Regions from separate parts of the Homo sapiens genome. Here region 1 is linked to region 2. The links are chromatin loops, found by intact Hi-C in ENCODE. Cell type or tissue: HCT116. All regions are shown on one strand. Links, peaks and the distances in the headings refer to the core of each region. The heading gives the core; the rest is flanking DNA. Region 1 has its middle 180 kb from the start of MC4R. Region 2 holds the start of CCBE1 (collagen and calcium binding EGF domains 1).

Region 1 (8,451 bases), core at 318-8,317, 850 kb after region 2:
AGGCTGGGAGCAAGTAGGCAATGCACGTAGGCAATGAGAACTTAGATCCAATGGTTGCATGCTACTGCGCCTCCTTTGCTAGATAAAGTGAGTTATTCAGCCTGAGACAATGTTATGTGGAATCCTGTGTTAACAACAACAAAATCATCTCTGAGAGTGGTGCTGATAAAGGCACTGTCGTCAGAAAAGGAAAGCCATACCTGGCATATCTCTCTCTCCTGGCGTATATGTCTCTCCCTGCTCCTTTGAGGGTTGTAGTCACCCAAACTAATCTATTTGACACTAAGATATTTTTAAAAATATATCTCTTATAATTCTAGCAATCTAATAAGGGAAATAGTCATTAAAATTAAAAATTACAAGACATTGGGATTGATAAACTAAGTTCGCTTAAGAAAGAATTGATCTCTTGTGTTTGAGGATTTAGAAAAGTGGAGTTACATGAGATGGACATTTTAATTGGTCAGTATGTTCCTGATGAAGTGAACATTGATGTTAGGAAAATGAAGTGTCATTACTGAAGGTCCTGAAATGTAAACATGCTGAATGCAGTGCATGAATTCACTGAATTGATGTGTGTGTGTGTGTGTGTGTGTGTGTGTGTGTGTGTGTGTGTGTGTATGCCCAATCCAAGTTAGTCCCCAATAGTCTCCAATCTCATTTTCACTCTGAAACATTCTGGTTAAAAAATCCCTAGTACTGCTTAGAACTGAGTAGGTCATTAAGAAAAGTGATGTCTAATTATTGTTCCCCCAGTTGAAAATATTGCATTCTTAAGATGGAAAATATGGTTTGTGGGAATTTTGGTAATAAGAGGTTGCCAGAAAAGTGAAGCTCACTGAAATATAATTTTCTTATTTGATTCATGCAGGTTTATATTCTATGATTACGAAATCATTTCATGCTAAATTTAGTTTTGAGCCTAAGTTTTGTTTTCTAATATTTTGTAGAACTTGGATTTTGAAGATTCCATAATGATTGTAAATGCTGAATGCAATATTTTATCATGATTATCCACCTCAGGAAAATATAATTATGTCTCTGGAAACTCTAATTAGTATGTAAAATAGATTTAACAAAAAAGAAAAAGAAGGGCAAAGAATAGAAATCACCTCTTTTGTGCAGTTTCTTAGTTTGAATGAGACAAGCAGTTTTTTTGTCTTATGCCAAAAAATGGATTTATAATTTTCATTAGAATCATAAAGTGTTAAGTATATTTAATTAATGGAAATATGTGATAGAAAATATCCAGAAAAAAACTGCGGAATTTCAAATAATACAAATACATTGTTTAAGATTAAATATACAATAATCTTTAGAATACATAAATTTAACTTTAAATGGCAACATTTCAATAAACAAAGAGAAGGTAAGTAGCCATTTTTTTTCATTTATTTTACAATTCAACGTACATGCACTTAAGTAAAAATATTTAAAAATATAAAAATCAGATAATGCTTGGTTTATAACATTTTGTTATCAAAATTAAATTTTATAAATAAAATGTTATAATTTTCACATGTGGACTTTTCCTTAATTTCTAAAATTATACATGTAGGTTATGTTGTTTTTGTAGTTTAACCAATATTGAAATCTATAAAAAGAGTATTCTCTCTATAATTTCACCTCCTTGGAATTTGCTGTTTGATTTCTAAATAAACAATTTCTTCTATTTTCATTAAAATGCACTCATTTTCAGTCTGGCGTGTGGGCTCACACCTGTAATCCCAGCACTTTGGGAGGCCAAGGAGGGCGGATCACCTGAGGTCAGGAGTTAGAGACCAGTCTGGCCAACATGGTGAAACCCCGTCTTTACTAAAATACAAAAATTGCCTGGGTGTAGTAGTGGGCGCCTGTAATCCTAGCTACTCGGGAGGCTGAGGCACAAGAATCACTTGAACCCAGGAAGCAGAGGTTGCAGTGAGGCGAGATCATGCCACTGCACTCCAGCCTGTACCACAGAGCGAGACTTTGTCTCAGAAAGGAAAAAAAAAAAGCACTTATTTTCTTTTGTATTTCCTTTCTGTTTTCAAAGATATCTCTTACTCGAAATGCTTAGAGTACAACTTTTTTTTTGTCTTTCATATCGCTAATATTAACGAGAGTGATGTACATGGTGTATTTTTAAATGATTCCTTTTTAAAAATTATGTAATATTAAATGATAATTGAGCTACCACTAATTATGTAACCAATTTCACTTGCTGGATGAGGAGGTGTTTCTCATTTCTTGCCACTAGAAACATTTGTAACAGATGCCCTATAGATTTTGCACAGTGGAAAGGCATTATGTCCCTAGATATTTTTAACTGCAAATATTCTTTAGAGTACAAAGAAACAGAAAGAATGCGTAAGCCCAGTTTGAACTATAAAAACCAGGCAGGAGCAACAACAATCTCTCATGGAATCCAAGAATAAAAAATCTGTAGAATAGAAATAACTATAGTAATTGTATACATTTTGAGTGCTGATAGATACTATGCTATTTCCCAAAAACTGTAAAAATGAACAACAATGCGTAAGAAAAATCTAGTTACTTGGGAACAGAAAATGTGGCATGAAAAAGAGTAACAGGAAATGGCACTAAGTTTTATCACACGTATACTATGTACCAGTTACTTTCACTTAAATGAACAAGTTTAGTGTTCACAATGACCTTGGAGTTTATTCTCAGGAGGATGATACAGTCCACATTTTGGAGATGAGATAACTGCTCTAGGAAAGTTTTAAATTATTTCACAGGCCATGAGTAGTAGAAATGAGTTCTAACTCATTTCTGTCTGACTCTTAAGGCTTCCTCTTCCAAGGATTGATTCTGAGTTACTATTTGTAAAGGCTAATAAGGCTATATTTAAGATTTATAGTTTTACATTAAATGGGATGACCATACATCTTGCATGTCCAGGACAGTTCTGGTTTATGCCTGTCATAGTTTTTAATAGTGTCCCTTTCATTCTCAAAGTGTTTAAATAAAAGGTGAAATATTTGTCTTACTTAAAGAGGACCTTCCCAGGTAAATTTCCAGGGTACGAGGCCACTTACCTGATGAGAGAAGAGACTGTCACCAGGTGTGATCACAGAGGAAGAGTAAGGGGTGCCAAAAACAGAAATGTACGAATTCTGTTCCTGTTCCACTTTACTAAGTGTGTCTATTTCCTCCTGGGCTTGTGCCTTTGATTGGGAAGGGATTTTTTTTTTTTTTCCATTTTTTAGACGGAGTCTCACTCTGTCGCCAGGCTGGAGTGCAGTGGCTCAATGGCGTGATCTCGGCTCACTGCACCCTCTGACTCCCTGGTTCAAGCGATTCTCCTGCCTCAGCCTCCCGAGTAGCTGGGACTACAGGCAAGTGCCACCACGCCCAGCTAATTTTTGTATTTTCAGTAGAGACGGGGTTTCACCATGTTGGCCAGGATAGTCTTGATCTCCTGACCTCGTGATCCGCCGGCCTCGGTCTCCCAAGGGAAGGGATTTTACCTAAGCCTGAGATAAAGAAAAACTGGTCTGGGTTCTGGGGCTTTTGGACTTAGCCTACATGAGTGTAGCTCTCAGGTGTCTGGCAAGAGGTTGACACATCCTCACAAATAACTGTAGAGGATGATAGAACATGCTCTGTGGGAGAAATAAAAGAGAAATGATTGATTTCAGTGGAGCAAGAGAGAAGCTGTAGTTTATAGGTACCAGATGACTGGGAGCGATTGGGAATTTGTGCTGAATATTAATAGTTTGGTAGAATTTTGACTTGAGAAGGAACAGAGTTAAGAACACTCATCTCATTCAAAGGAGGACACTAGATTTCAAATATCTGCATCAAAAAATGAGTATTATGAACAAATTGAGGCCAATACATGCCATCCCCAGAATGGAAAAATGTATATCACCAAACTCTTTATAAATCTCGCCTACTGATTGTGTTAATAATTTGTTTTTTATACAGTTTTTATTATTTTCTAGTTGACAAATAAAAATTATATATATTATTTACAACATGTTTAAAAATATAAATACATTGTGAAATGGCTAAATCAAGCTAATTAACATATGCGTTACTGCACATGCCTATCATTTTTCACCTTAAAAAGGCATAGAAGCAGATAATGGAATGGTGGTTATCAGTGGCTTCAAAAAGAGAGGGGAGTGCCGGGCGCAGGCCTCACGCCTGTAATCTGAGCACTTCGGGAGGCCGAGGCAGGCAGATCAAGAGGTCAAGAGATCAAGACTATCCTGGCCAACATGGTGAAACCCATCTCTACTAAAAATACAAACATTAGCTGGGCGTGGTGACATGCTCCTGTAATCCCAGCTACTCGGGAGGCTGAGGCAGGAGAATCGCTTGAACCTGGGAGGCGGAGGTTGCAGTGAGCCGAGATCGCGCCACTGCACTTCAGCCTGGGAGACAGAGTGAGACTGTCTCAAAAAAAAAAAAAAAAAAAAAAAGAGGGGAGATTTGAATGTGTTGATCAAAGGGTACAAAATTTCAGACGGGAGGAATAAATTCAAAAGTCCTGTTGTACAACATGGTGACTGTAGCAATAATAACATATTTCATTCTTAAAAATTTCTAAGGAAGTGGATTTCAGGTTTTCTCATGACAAAATAATTTTATTATTTCACTATCCTGTTAAAAAAAATCCCTTTAAAAGTGATAATCTGATTTTCCTAAAATACACTGTAAGAGGAAAAAACAGTGTTTTGAATATCAAATTGTCAAAAAACACTTGATTTTTCTAGTCTAGTAAACAAAGTGAAAGCAACTGATTCTACTGAGTTAATTTCTTGAATTTCATCATCTGTAAGCTTCTTACACAGGATTGTAAATACAATAGCGCCCTCTATGGCTCATTCTCTGTGCAGAATTCCAGCATTTGAAACGAAGAAGGCAAAATTGTTCTTAGATTTATGACTGTTCTCAAAATAAAAAAGTAGTTATATAATCTTTTAATCTAAATTATGTAAATCTGAATATGTAATACTTTTAAAATAAATATATTTTCTGGTCTCCTAAGAAAATGAATGTCATAAATAGGGTCCTGGAAAAATTTTAAGGTGTATACATTACATTTAAATATTATTTAGATATTTCCAAAACTGCATTTGAATTACAAAAACAATTGGAGTTCTCTTCTTTAAAAATGTAATCTCTAAAGTTTGTCATGTGCTTAGAACTAATGGAACTAGATTTTCAGAAAGGTTCCTCTGATATTAAAATCTTTCTCTCTGAAACCAAGTCACTCTCCAGTTGCCAGCTGCTATTAGTACTCATTACTTAATATCTTAATCTATTTAGAAATACCATTCTTTTCTGGATGATTTCTCCTAGTAAAAGTGACATAGCTGTTTCATTTGACAGACTCCATTTTTTTAACAACAAATGTACTTCAAATATTTTGATTTTAAAGGATTTTGATGTGTGATTAAGAGACATGTTAAGCAAAACCAATTCAGTTAGTTCCGAACTTGGTGAATTTTCATTGTGGCCGAATCTATATGTATCAACAGTTTCCATTAGATGTGAGACTTTTTTCTCAGCTTTAGAGACATTGTTTTCATAGCAAAACCTTCAATTCTTACAGAAGCAGTTCAGAGGCGTAAATGAATTTAGGAAAACAAAAAGAGATAATGGATTCACTCCAGATTATTATTATTAAGTGCTTAATATATATCACTGCTTCTCTGGGAACTGGAGCCACAGAAGTGAATAAGCTTAGAACATCATAGCTCTCATGGGGAGGTGAGAGGGGGGTGTCCAGACAATCAACAGATCAAGAATGAAATTGATTTTGTACTTTCCAATACTTTTGAGTGTCCTGAGGAGTTCAAACATAGTGGCATGACAGAGAATGATGGGGTTAGGATAGTTGGGAGTAGGCACTTTAGATTGGATGCTGTTAGAAGACAATTCTGAGATGAGGAGATAGAAATACTCAGTGTTACATCAGGACTATTAGTGTGGAATTATTTCAGTATAATTTTTGTTATTCTCTGCTCCACAGGATAAAAGCCAGGAAGCAGTGGACACCGATATGAGGAAAACTTAAGATTATAAATGGTTGTTATTTTTAATATTTTACCATTGGATTTAACATTTAATAATTCTTTGGAGACATATAGATTTTAAAAAGGAAAGAAAAAAACAAATGCCAACATTTACTGCCTTTTTTTTTTTTTTTTTTTTTTGACATGGAGTCTCTCACTCTGTCTCCAAGGCTGGAGTGCAGTGGTGTGATCTCGGCTCACTGTAACCTCCGACTCCCAGGTTCAAGTGATTCTCCTGTGTCAACCTCCAGAGTAGCTGGGACTACAGGTGCATGCCACTATGCCCAGCTAATTTTTGTATTTTTAGTAGACACAGGGTTTCACCATATGGGTCAAGCTGGTCTTGAACTCCTGACCTTGTGATGTGCCCACATTGGCCTCCCAAAGTGCTGGGATTACAGGCGTGAGCCATGGCACCCGGTCTCATTTACTGCTTTTTGAAGAGTTGAACTAATTAAATACTCTGAAAGTGAAAGTATCAGATTTCTCCCATTGGAATCTAATATAACATGACTCTCAAAATTTTTTAAAGTATAAATCTAACCCTGAATACTTATTCTTTTGTCCATGAAAGATTATCAAATATTTTATTTACCTTGTACATATAAATTAATAAAAGTAAAGATACAATATGTGAAACCACATACATATTTAACAAAAGCAAGTGCAGACTATTACTGTGGAGAAAATGGAAGCAATGTGAGCCTATGGTTTGCTTGGTTTCCTGCTTAGAGGTGATCTGAATTGCAGACATAGGAAGAAAGCACTTAAACATTGCTCAGAAACTTCACTAAATAAAAGAGAAGGAAATTAGTGTTTGGGGAAGCTGAGGTAGCTAGAAATCTTGACAAGGAGTCTCACGATAGAGTGAGGTGCTCAGCAGAAAAAAAAAATAAAGAAATCTGCATAAATTCTCTGGGAGTAGTAGGCCATACATACGTAACTTGAAACTGCACCAGGATAGACAAAGAACTCACACAGGGTAGAGAAATATTTGAGGTCCCACCAGCTGAAGTGGAGAATACATAGTGATCATTTAGTATTTAGTTATAGTGTTGATTATATTTAGAACGATGGCTACTCTAAACCTGCCCTACCAAAGCTTTAAAAACAGATCCCAAAGGCATCAAACTAATACACAAGTAGATTAATGATCCAAAAAAACAAAACCAGACATTCCGTAAAGAAAACAAAAATGTAATATTCAGAACATCTTGGATCCAATTATTACTGGACATCCTAGGAAACAGAAAAATATAACTCAGGCCGGGCGTGGTGGCTCATGCCTGTAATACCAGCACTTTGGGAGGCCCAGGTGGGTAGATCACAAGGTCAGGAGTTCAAGACCAGCCTGACCAACATGGTGACACCCCATCTCTACTAAAAATACAAAAATTAGCTGGGTGTGGTGGCACGCCTGTAGTCCCAGCTACTCAGGAGGCTGAGGCAGGAGAATCGCTTGAACCCGGGAGGCGGAGGTTGCAGTGAGCTGAGATCACACCACTGCACTCCAGCCAGGGTGAAAGAGCAAGACTCCGTCTCAAAAAAATAAATAAATAAAATAAATAAATATAAATAAATAAAAAATATATAAATAAATATTTTTAAAATATATATTGTATATATTATATTCTCTCTCTCTCTATATATATATACACACACACACACACAACCCAAAGCTGAAAGAAAAACAGGTCAATAGAAATAGACCCAGAAATGAAAGATATGCATATGTGTCTATTAAGGGAGCTATTTAAGTAATTCAAGTATTTTAAGAAAAGAGTGAATGATGATGACAATGGCAGTGGCTGCTGCCATCATGACAGCTGCAACAGGAAAGCGCGGCTGGGGCTGCACACTCCATGGAGCCATTGGGAGCCCTGCCCCTTCTGAGTTGGGACAGGAGCTCCCCTGCCAATGCAGCTGCCCAAACTGCAGCTGCAGACCCAGGCTTCCTTCTCTATGCAGCAAGCAGGAGCCCTGCCTTCCTGGGTGGGGCCACAGCCGCCCAAATTACAGCTGTGGATCTGAGCCTCCCTGTGCTCTTGGGGGAGCTGGGAACAGGCAGGATCTGCCTTCCTGGGTGCAGCTGCAGCCATGGCATCCTCAGCTGCAGACCTGGGCCTCTTGCTCCAGGAAGCAGGCAGGAGCTGGGGACAAGTGGGAGCCCTGCATCTTCCAAGGTGGCCGGGTAGGAGCTCCTGGGTGGAGCTGCGGCTGTCCTCCCCGGTGCAGGACCCTGGCATCTCTGCAGCCTGCACCTTCGGGCACCCCAGTAAGGCCCTTGCTGTCCCTGCAGGCTTACATATCGGATCCTACTATCTGGCCTCTCTCCACTCCCAGCATCCTCTCCGATTTCGGAGTGGGGTTGGGGCTAAGCCCCGGGGCCATGAATGGCAACAGGTGGCAGACAGAGTCC
Region 2 (8,451 bases), core at 292-8,291:
GTCCCCCAACTTGAGATGTGTGAAGGCTTTTGGTCTCCCTGAGAGTGGGTGGAGGCAGCCAGGGCTTAACTGTACACCAACTTGAGACCAGTTGACAAAAAGTGAACACTTTAAAAAAGGGGGAAAAAAAGAACCACTTTGAAGAACATGGTTAAATCTTCTTTTGCCCAAAAGCCATTTCTAGCTGCTTGTCTCTCTTCCCCATCACTAATACAGCATATGAACTACATGACTTTGAACTCAATCATACACCATTGCTTATTGCTCACAGTTTCAAAGTCCTGGATATAAAATCAAGTCTGCAAACTGAGACCAGAGATTGTATTTTATCGTTTTATACTCAAACATTTTCTAGGACTTTTCTGAGCTCGTAATAGATGCACAATAGATTCTTAATTAAGAAGTCAAGGGTTGATTAGGATGTTTATTCCACAGCCTCAGTGAAAATTGTTTTATTAGTGTTTCCTACACACGAGAATATTTCTTGTTAAAGGAAAGCCTTTTTTTTTTTTTTTTTTTTTTTTTTGAGACAGAGTCTTGCTCTGTCACCAGACTGGAATGCAGTGGCGAGATCTCAGCTCACTGCAACCTCCGCCTCCTGGTTTCAAACTATTCTCCTGCCTCAGCCTCCCAAGTAGATGGTACTACAGGTGTGTGCCACCACACCATGCTAATTTTTGTATTTTTAGTAGAGACGGGGTTTTATCATGTTGGCCAGAATGGTCTCGATCTCTTGACCTCATGACCCACCCACCTCCGCCTCCCAAAGTGCTGGGATTACAGGCATGAGCCACCGCACCCGGCCTAGTAACTTTTTTAAAGTCATTTTTAAACACACTTCAAGTTCAGAAGTGGCTTCCAGAGTTCCTTCACTTGTGCTGAAAACCATTCACCAACAGCCACCTGGTAAAGAGAATTCTATACAGTCAAAGAACATTCCATCATCAGTAATGCTGTATTACTTACAGCTCAATTCAAAGTAACCTTTAAAGACTGGCTTCCTGGAATGCTGGTTCTTTATCTCACTTTAGTTTAACCTTTAGTTTAGTGAGGTAGGAGAGCTAACTGTTTGGTCAACTGAAAGGCCTCCATGCTCCTTTAAGGATCTGTCTAAATAGGTCTGCATGCGTCCTGGGGATGAGGACACTGGTTTCTTACAGCAGTGCTTCAAGATTTTATGCATCTCTCATTAAGACAGATTCTGATTTAAGAGATCTGGGGGCAGAGGCCCAGGATTCCAACAAGCTCCCAAAATCATGCTGTGCGGCTGGTTTCCAGATGATACTTGAGGTAGTGAGGGTATAAAGGGCTAGGACAATCAAGTCACAAACTAAGGAAAATAATATCCTCTATTCTTGGGATTCAAGAAGAGTAGATTATAGAAACAGGATAAGACCAACGGAATACAGAGAACTCTCGACTTCCATAGAGAAAATAGATCTAAAAACAAAATCTAAGATCTTTTCATATACACAAGGATCAACACCACTTTCAAGCTGAAAGCATCGTTTCCCATTCCTTTAAACAAAGTTCTTTATTCTCCTTGATATAAAATGTCATTTTTGCGAGATCTCATAGCAATTTGAGTAGCTATTAGTGAAAACACATGCCAAGGTGCTGCTAGTGTCTCCTGTTCAAAGAGTATAAAAGAAACACCACACTGCTTTAAGAAGTCTGGAAAAGATGACAGTAATGGCATTAACAAACAATCAGGCACCAAATGGTTTCTGAAAATCTAACATGCATTCTGTAACTGTCACTGATTTATGTGAAGTCCGACCTTCAGGGACTGAAAAAATGAGCAAACCATCTCAGAGACATTTCCCATGTTAAATTCGAGGCTTTATACTGTGCTGATAGGAAAACAATGTGTCCTAAGAAACACTGTGGTCGTGTGGATGAAAGACACGGCTGGAACCAGGCAAGCAATCCTGCTGCCAGCACCACCAGGTCACTTCACCAGCTCGGTGACCTTGCTCACCCAGTTAGCCTCTTTAAGTCTTAACCTGCCAATTGAACATACTCCTTTCTCCTCTACTACCTCTCTCATTTTGTTCAGCATTCACCCCCCGCACACGCCAAGAGAAAGGAGCCTTTCCTAAGCCCAAGGAGTGACTTGATTTGCCTGATTATTGTCCCTTCACTGCCAACAACAGATTTAAGAGCAGAAGTACGCGATGTAACTGATGGTGCTTTTGCACCCATAAACTGACAGCCGTGGAACCACTTGGTCTGAACCTTTGGGTATATGAAATGCTCTCACCTGCAAGAAACGCTATGATTGATTCACAGGCTACAACCTTATAAGGAATAAAACATTGTTTTCTTTCAAGTTCGTTTCTAGGGACTGCTGCGTTACCTTGTACTACTCAGTATTTATCCTGGCAACCCGAACAGAGCATGTGAGTCTCCAGAGACAGTCAGGTGTGGGCATATGATCACATTACCTTGTACAGCGCCTCTAAAACGCAGATATCCAATAAACGTTTATGGGTGCATGTTCCCCTATCCAGTGAGAGCACTGGAACAGAACCAAGAATTCAATGGTGAAAAACCTAAATCAACCCTCATCTCCAAAAGGCTGCAAGCAGAACAGTGGTTCTCTCCTTTCAGAGACAAGAACCACCTGGGGAACATTTTATAACTACCGATTCCCTAGCCCCATCCACGCTTAGTTTTAACAAGCACCCGGGTCACTCATTTAACAAATACCCAGGTGAATCTGTGGCCCACATTTTTAGAAAGACTTTTTTCCTCTGCCCCAACAATCTTTTTGTTTTCACTCAACACAACCACTCACAATCCTCCCCCTACTTTTTTGTCCAGAGGCCGTGACAGCCACACTCTGCCCCAACAGAAGGTCAGAAGACAGACAAGTGCCAAGAATTGCCTTGTTGACGCTGTACTTTCAAAACAAAACACAAATACGAAAGCAGCCACCCGTGTTTGCTATGCCCCACTGTTTACACCCAAAATCCAATCCAATCTCCTTCACAGACTTCCACACAAGTATTTCAGGGAGCGGCAACCATCCTCAGGATCTCAGGGCACACACCCTAGACGCAAAGTCAGTTGCTCAGTGTTGCTCTGACTCCGATCCAACCAACCCTCAAAGATTCGCACCGCGCGGCACGCACCCAGCAGGTTCCAGCGTAAAAGCTGCTCCGGTCCCAAGCGCGTCTCCAAACCCCTCCTTTACAGCGCCGCCTCCCCAGCCAGCCCCGGTGCGCAGTGGCGAACAGCCCGCAGAGCCCCCAGGCTTACCTGTAGCATGTGGTGAGCTCGCCTGAAGACTTCAGACACGGGTATTTAGTCGTCGCGATTTTGCTCTCTGAGCAGATTTCTCTATGAAAAAGTGCAGAGGAAATGTTCGATTCTCAGCGGGAGAGCGGAGGCGGGCAGCGCGCGCTGGGGAATCCCTGGCGCGTGGGGATCGCCAGGCTCCCCGTCCCGGCGCTCTGGGCAGGGGCTGGTCCCCAAACGCGTACGCGGGGCAGACTCCGGCCACAGGGACGAGCCACGCGAGGGTCACGACGAAGCGAACCAGCTCCAGGAGAAAGGAAGCGGGGTTCACGAGCTGTGCCAGCCAGTGTGGCACCCGGGGGGAGGCAGGAACGCGGGGCGAAGGGTATCCCTGACGCGACCCACGGATGGCAGGGCGCAAAGGCTGATACCCGGGAGCGGAGGGAAGTGTCGCCCAGGACAGCTGAGCACTCTCCTTATCCCCGGAGAAGTGAGGGCGTGCGGATCGCTGTGGGAGTGGGCGCCGGGGAGGACCGCCCGCACCCCGCGAGCCGGGCGCGCATCAAGCAGGAGCTCGCCCTCCGCTGGGGCTTGCAGCGCTTACCTGTCGCCGTCCTCCGGCTCCTCTCTGTAGGTCCACGTGTGTCCCAACGCCAGGAGCAGCAGCAGCGGACCCAGGCTCCTGCCCAGCTGGCCCCTGGCAGCTCCTCCCCGGCTCGGAGGCGGCGGCACCATCAGGGAAGCTCCCGGCTTCTTCCCAGCGCCGAGCTCCGTCCGGACCAAGCGTCCTGCTCCTCCGCGGCCGCCGCCGCCTTCCCTCTTCCCGGCAGGGGGCGCCGGAGAGCAGGGGCGTTTGCACCACCTGCACGGGGAGCAGGGGTCCGGAATATTATGGGGCTGGGGGGAAAATGAGGCTAGGAGTTGGGGTATCGGATGCAAACCCAGCAGAGAAGCAGGTAAAGGGGGTACCTGCGGTGTCCGGCTGGCGCGAGGGCCCTGAGGTTCAAGTTGTCTCGTCGGGACGTTCACGTCCGATTGACAGACTTGCTGGACTCGGCTTGGGGCTGCGCCCTCGCCTCTTCCCTCTCCCTCCTCTGGGAGAAGCGCGCAGGGTGGGGAAAGCGGGCGGTTGTTTGCATTTTGCACCAGGGTCTCACGACCGGGAGGAGGAGGAGCTGATTCTCCACCGGGGAGAAGAGGGAGGGGGAAGAGAGGGGTTAATAAGCTTCCTTCCTGTTGTCCATGGGTTTCTAAAGCCCAGGGTCAGGCCAGTGTTCGTCTTTCCTCCGTGAGGACCTACCCTGAGATTTGCAACTATCTTAGTCTTCTTTTCTCTTAGATTATGTGAGGAAGGAGGAGTTGAAAGGCTACAACGGGCCTCTCAAATTGTTCAAACCTGAAATAGCGCTATTTATATAGTGTAATCACTCTTCCTTAAAACCTTTAGAAGAAAGTTCTCTGGTTGTTTCATTGGTCAATAAACCATGCGCTGTCTTCTTCATAACTCGAGTTCGGAACAAGTAAGGAGGTCTTTCTGGGAGCCTTACATCTCCTTGTCCTGAGCGGCTTTAATACTGTTTCCACGCCGCGCACATCAGAGCTGGAAACGCCCCCCCCCATCAAATGAGACACGTGGGGGCAAATTAATTACAGGTGCTGCTACCTGCTAGTGTATGCAGCCGCGTTGATAGGTAACAAGAAAACGGAGGAGGGGGGCCGTAAATCGGCTCCCTTGACGGTGACCCTAATTGTAATTCGTGTGTCAGCAACTTAACACTTTGTTGCGCTTTAGGAGTTTTCTCAGCCTTTTCCAGAGAAACTGGGGACGTGGATGTGGCCCAGAAATAAGTTGAAAAAGGAAAAGTTCTAATGCCTAAGCTCTAAAATATGCGTGGTTCTGCATCTCACAGGACAACGAGGTAAAAAGGTGGCTTGTTCACAAGTGACCGGTGTGTAAATTGGTTAGGTAAGCACATATTTTGATATACAGAATATGCTGGTCAACTGAGAATTACCACACATATCACATACACATTGACTTTTTTTTTTTTTTGAGACGGAGTCTCACTCTGTCGCCCAGGCTGGAGTGCAGTGTCTCGATCTTGGCTCACTGCAACCTCCGCCTGCCGGGTTCAAGAGATTCTTCTGCCTCAGCACCCCAAGTAGCAGGGATTACAGATGCATGCTTCCACACCCGGCTAATTTTTGTATTTTTAGTAGAGACAGAGTTTCACCATGTTGGCCAGGCTGCTCTTAAACTCCTGGCCTCAAGTGATCTGCCCAACTCGGCCTCCCAAAGTGCTGGGATTACAGGCGTGAGCCATAGCAGCCAGCCCACACTGATATTTTTGATAGCAATGACATTGTCATTCTTCCGTAGAATGCTATGTCTTTTCCTAAGATTTTTCATATTCAAGATTTTATTTGGTTCCCACAATATCCCTTCAATCTGAGCATCTGATTTCTTAGTTCTGTGAGGTGTGTTTTTTGTTGGCTTATTTTACAAAACTTACATATTCGGAAGACCACCCACTTGATATTAAAATATGACACTGCTACTTAACACAAATGAGTTAATTTTTATTTGATAATTCAGAAGACATTTCAGGATGTTGCAAAACTGGAGAGTGATCATCATGAGGTCAGAAAAAAAAAACCATGAGGTCAGAAAAAACTGGATTCAAACTCAGGCTGTTTGGTTTCCTGGAGGAGTGATCTGAAGCAATTTACTTCTGACACTCTGTTTTCTCATCTGTAAAATGGGGAAATATCTCTCATCAATTTTTATGAGTATTAAATGAAGCAATGCTTCTATAGCATTTTGTTTATCATGCCTGGCATATGTTGAGTGCCCTGTAAACATTATTACTTGTAACGTAATTATTGTATTGCACAGAACTTTAAGTTTTTGCCTTCTAGCCTTCTAGCTTTTCACTTCCTAGATATATAGGAATCCACTTTATAACAGTTGTTTGGGTTCCTAAAGACAGACCTCACTAAGCACATGAGGAAGAAACCCCTTCTGGGGCTTATGATAATTGTATCTCTTCAGATTGTGACAAAAAAGTGTTTGATATCCATCTTGGAAGGGAGAGGCCATCTTGTAATCTGGTAGGAGGTTCTATTTTTAATTCCTTACCAATTACTGTATCTTGACAACTTGCTGTCTTTTTTCTCATCTTTACGCATTTTATTCTTCTACTGTTGCATTGTGGACGTTAGTTCTACAAGTAACAGAGCGTGGTATAGGAGATTAATTATCAGTTTCATTAAATAGTTACTAGGCCACAAGTGCAGACCTGCAGCATTTCAGGGAAAGTGATTCAGGCTGCAAAATGATAACAGCAAAACCATTATACACAGCTGTGTGGCAGAAGATTGGCATCAGAGCTGACTTTGCCACCTTTTTATTTTCAGCTCCTGGTGCTGAGTGCCTATGAGAATAAGGGGTTAGAGAAGTTGCTGGGGCCCAGCAAACAGCTCAGGTTTGCACAGGGAGGAAATCCCAACGGTGGGTGGTCAGAGCATTTCATACATTTCTGTAAGAGGTGATCTGGAGCCGAAACCTTCTGAAAAACCTTTGCCTAGAGGCCTGTAATTTCAACCTACTGCCAGCTACTGACAGCATGGGGTGCAGTGAGGAGTTGCTTGTCCGGGGAGCACTGCCAAGCCGGAAAGAGCTATGGATGGCCATATATGGATACCTGCCCCCAAAAAGCTAAATACTCCTGTAAAAGACAAAATCTGCATTGCCCAGGCTGCGGGCTGCATGGGAGATGTCAGTGCTGGGGCTGACTGGTGGGAGCCTCAAGGGTGCTGAGTTTTCTTTCCTCCCTTCTAGACCATGTGCAAGCCCAGGCCTGCCCTGTCCCCTCACCTATGAAACACTGGCCTGAGAGAACATGCCATCCACCTCTTTCATAGGAGTGTTACAAAGATTAATGATAGGGCCCTAAATGCTCCTTGGGGGAGGCCGTGTGTGATTATGTGATTATTTCTTTTCAGCATACCACTCTCTGCAAAGTTTTTCATAAAGATCTGTCAGTTTCCCTGAAACAAACCAGAGAGCAGATAGTTATACAATTTACTGTGTCCTGGGGATGTGGGGCTGTGTCTGGGGCTTTCTAGTGCATACTATGTTATAGGTTAGAATCCCTGGTAGACCAGGTATTGTTAAGTAGTACTGCTGCATGTTGCCTGGGGGTGGGGTGACTGGCTGGAGAATAGAGAGACGGCTGCGTACAAAAGTAAAGTGAAAGGAAAAAAGAAAAGTAAACACCAGGACACAGGGCAGAGAATATGCTTCTAAATAAAATCAGTTGTCTCTTCTCAGTTTTAAGGGACTCCAACATCTTATTTGAAGAAAATCAGAATATAAAGAACAGACCACCACCAACTGGGACAATTCATTTCACCATTTAAAGATTTTCCTATAAAAAGGATTTGTGGTGGCTGACAAAAAATAAACTATTGTGTGTGTGTGTGTGTGTGTGTGTACATATGTACACAAAGTGTATGTAGTATAGGGCAAAATTAGACAAAGAAATTAAGGCAAAGGAAAAATCAGGATCAAACAGTAAAATAAAGCTGATGTTATGTTAATTGGCAGGGCTGTATAAGCAGAAAGTCCTGGGCCACGTTTCAAGCAGATCACAAGTCGGTTCTCAAATTCTCAGAAGTCAACTCAGGATAATTACATGATCAGTCATGAGATTCAAGGTAACCATAAAAGAAAAGCCTATAAATTGCTTGGAAAAAATGACAGTTTGTTCCCCCGGTCTCCCTGAAATATAGCAACAGTCACCTAACTGTAAGGTAAGGTGAAACAAAGCTCAACAAGTGTGGGTAAAGTTCATATTGTACTGTGAGTGATAGGCATACGATAAGATATCCCTAAAACAAAGAATTGCCCTGATACCTTTCCTTCAGTTTCAGTTTTGATTGACGTATATAGGCAGGTCTGCTTAGAGAATTAGGGTTACATCTTGGAAGGTGTGAAAGTGTGCCAGTCTCCAAACCATTGTGGGGGACTGTTTGAGGCAAGAAGAATAAAAAAAAAAGTTTTTAAAACAGTAAATGGATGTTAAAGCCCTGGTTTTTGGGCGTGTATATTACCTTTTCACTAAGCCTGTCTTAGTTTTAACTTGCACAAATTCTGAAAGTTGATTGAAGCTGTTGGTCTCTGGAATTTTCTCCCAAGGCAGGAAG

Evidence for each region. Peaks named below come from ENCODE experiments on the same cell type or tissue, not always from the same donor. Only the 100,000 strongest peaks of a DNase experiment are listed, where the experiment ranks them.
Region 1: it touches region 2 in a loop (3-fold over the local background); 3 of 110 quality-filtered maps call a loop at or near these places.

Annotation. Positions count from the first base shown.
Region 1 is chr18:60,544,720-60,553,170 of GRCh38, forward strand. No RefSeq gene overlaps it. Among named protein-coding and RNA genes, the nearest start is that of MC4R, 180 kb to the left of the region's middle. RefSeq lists an enhancer at 8,277-8,451. In HCT116, for the core only: a CTCF peak has its summit at 4,826; a DNase peak (open chromatin) is centred at 4,802; H3K4me3 peaks cover 274 bases.
Region 2 is chr18:59,693,365-59,701,815 of GRCh38, forward strand. It overlaps CCBE1 (collagen and calcium binding EGF domains 1), which reads right to left and starts at 4,059. Exons shown (of 11, transcript NM_133459.4): 1 at 3,848-4,059; 2 at 3,265-3,345. The coding sequence starts at 3,978. It also overlaps the pseudogene ACTBP3. In HCT116, for the core only: CTCF peaks have their summits at 4,082 (motif pointing right) and 4,293; DNase peaks (open chromatin) are centred at 4,047 and 4,317; H3K4me3 peaks cover 1,413 bases.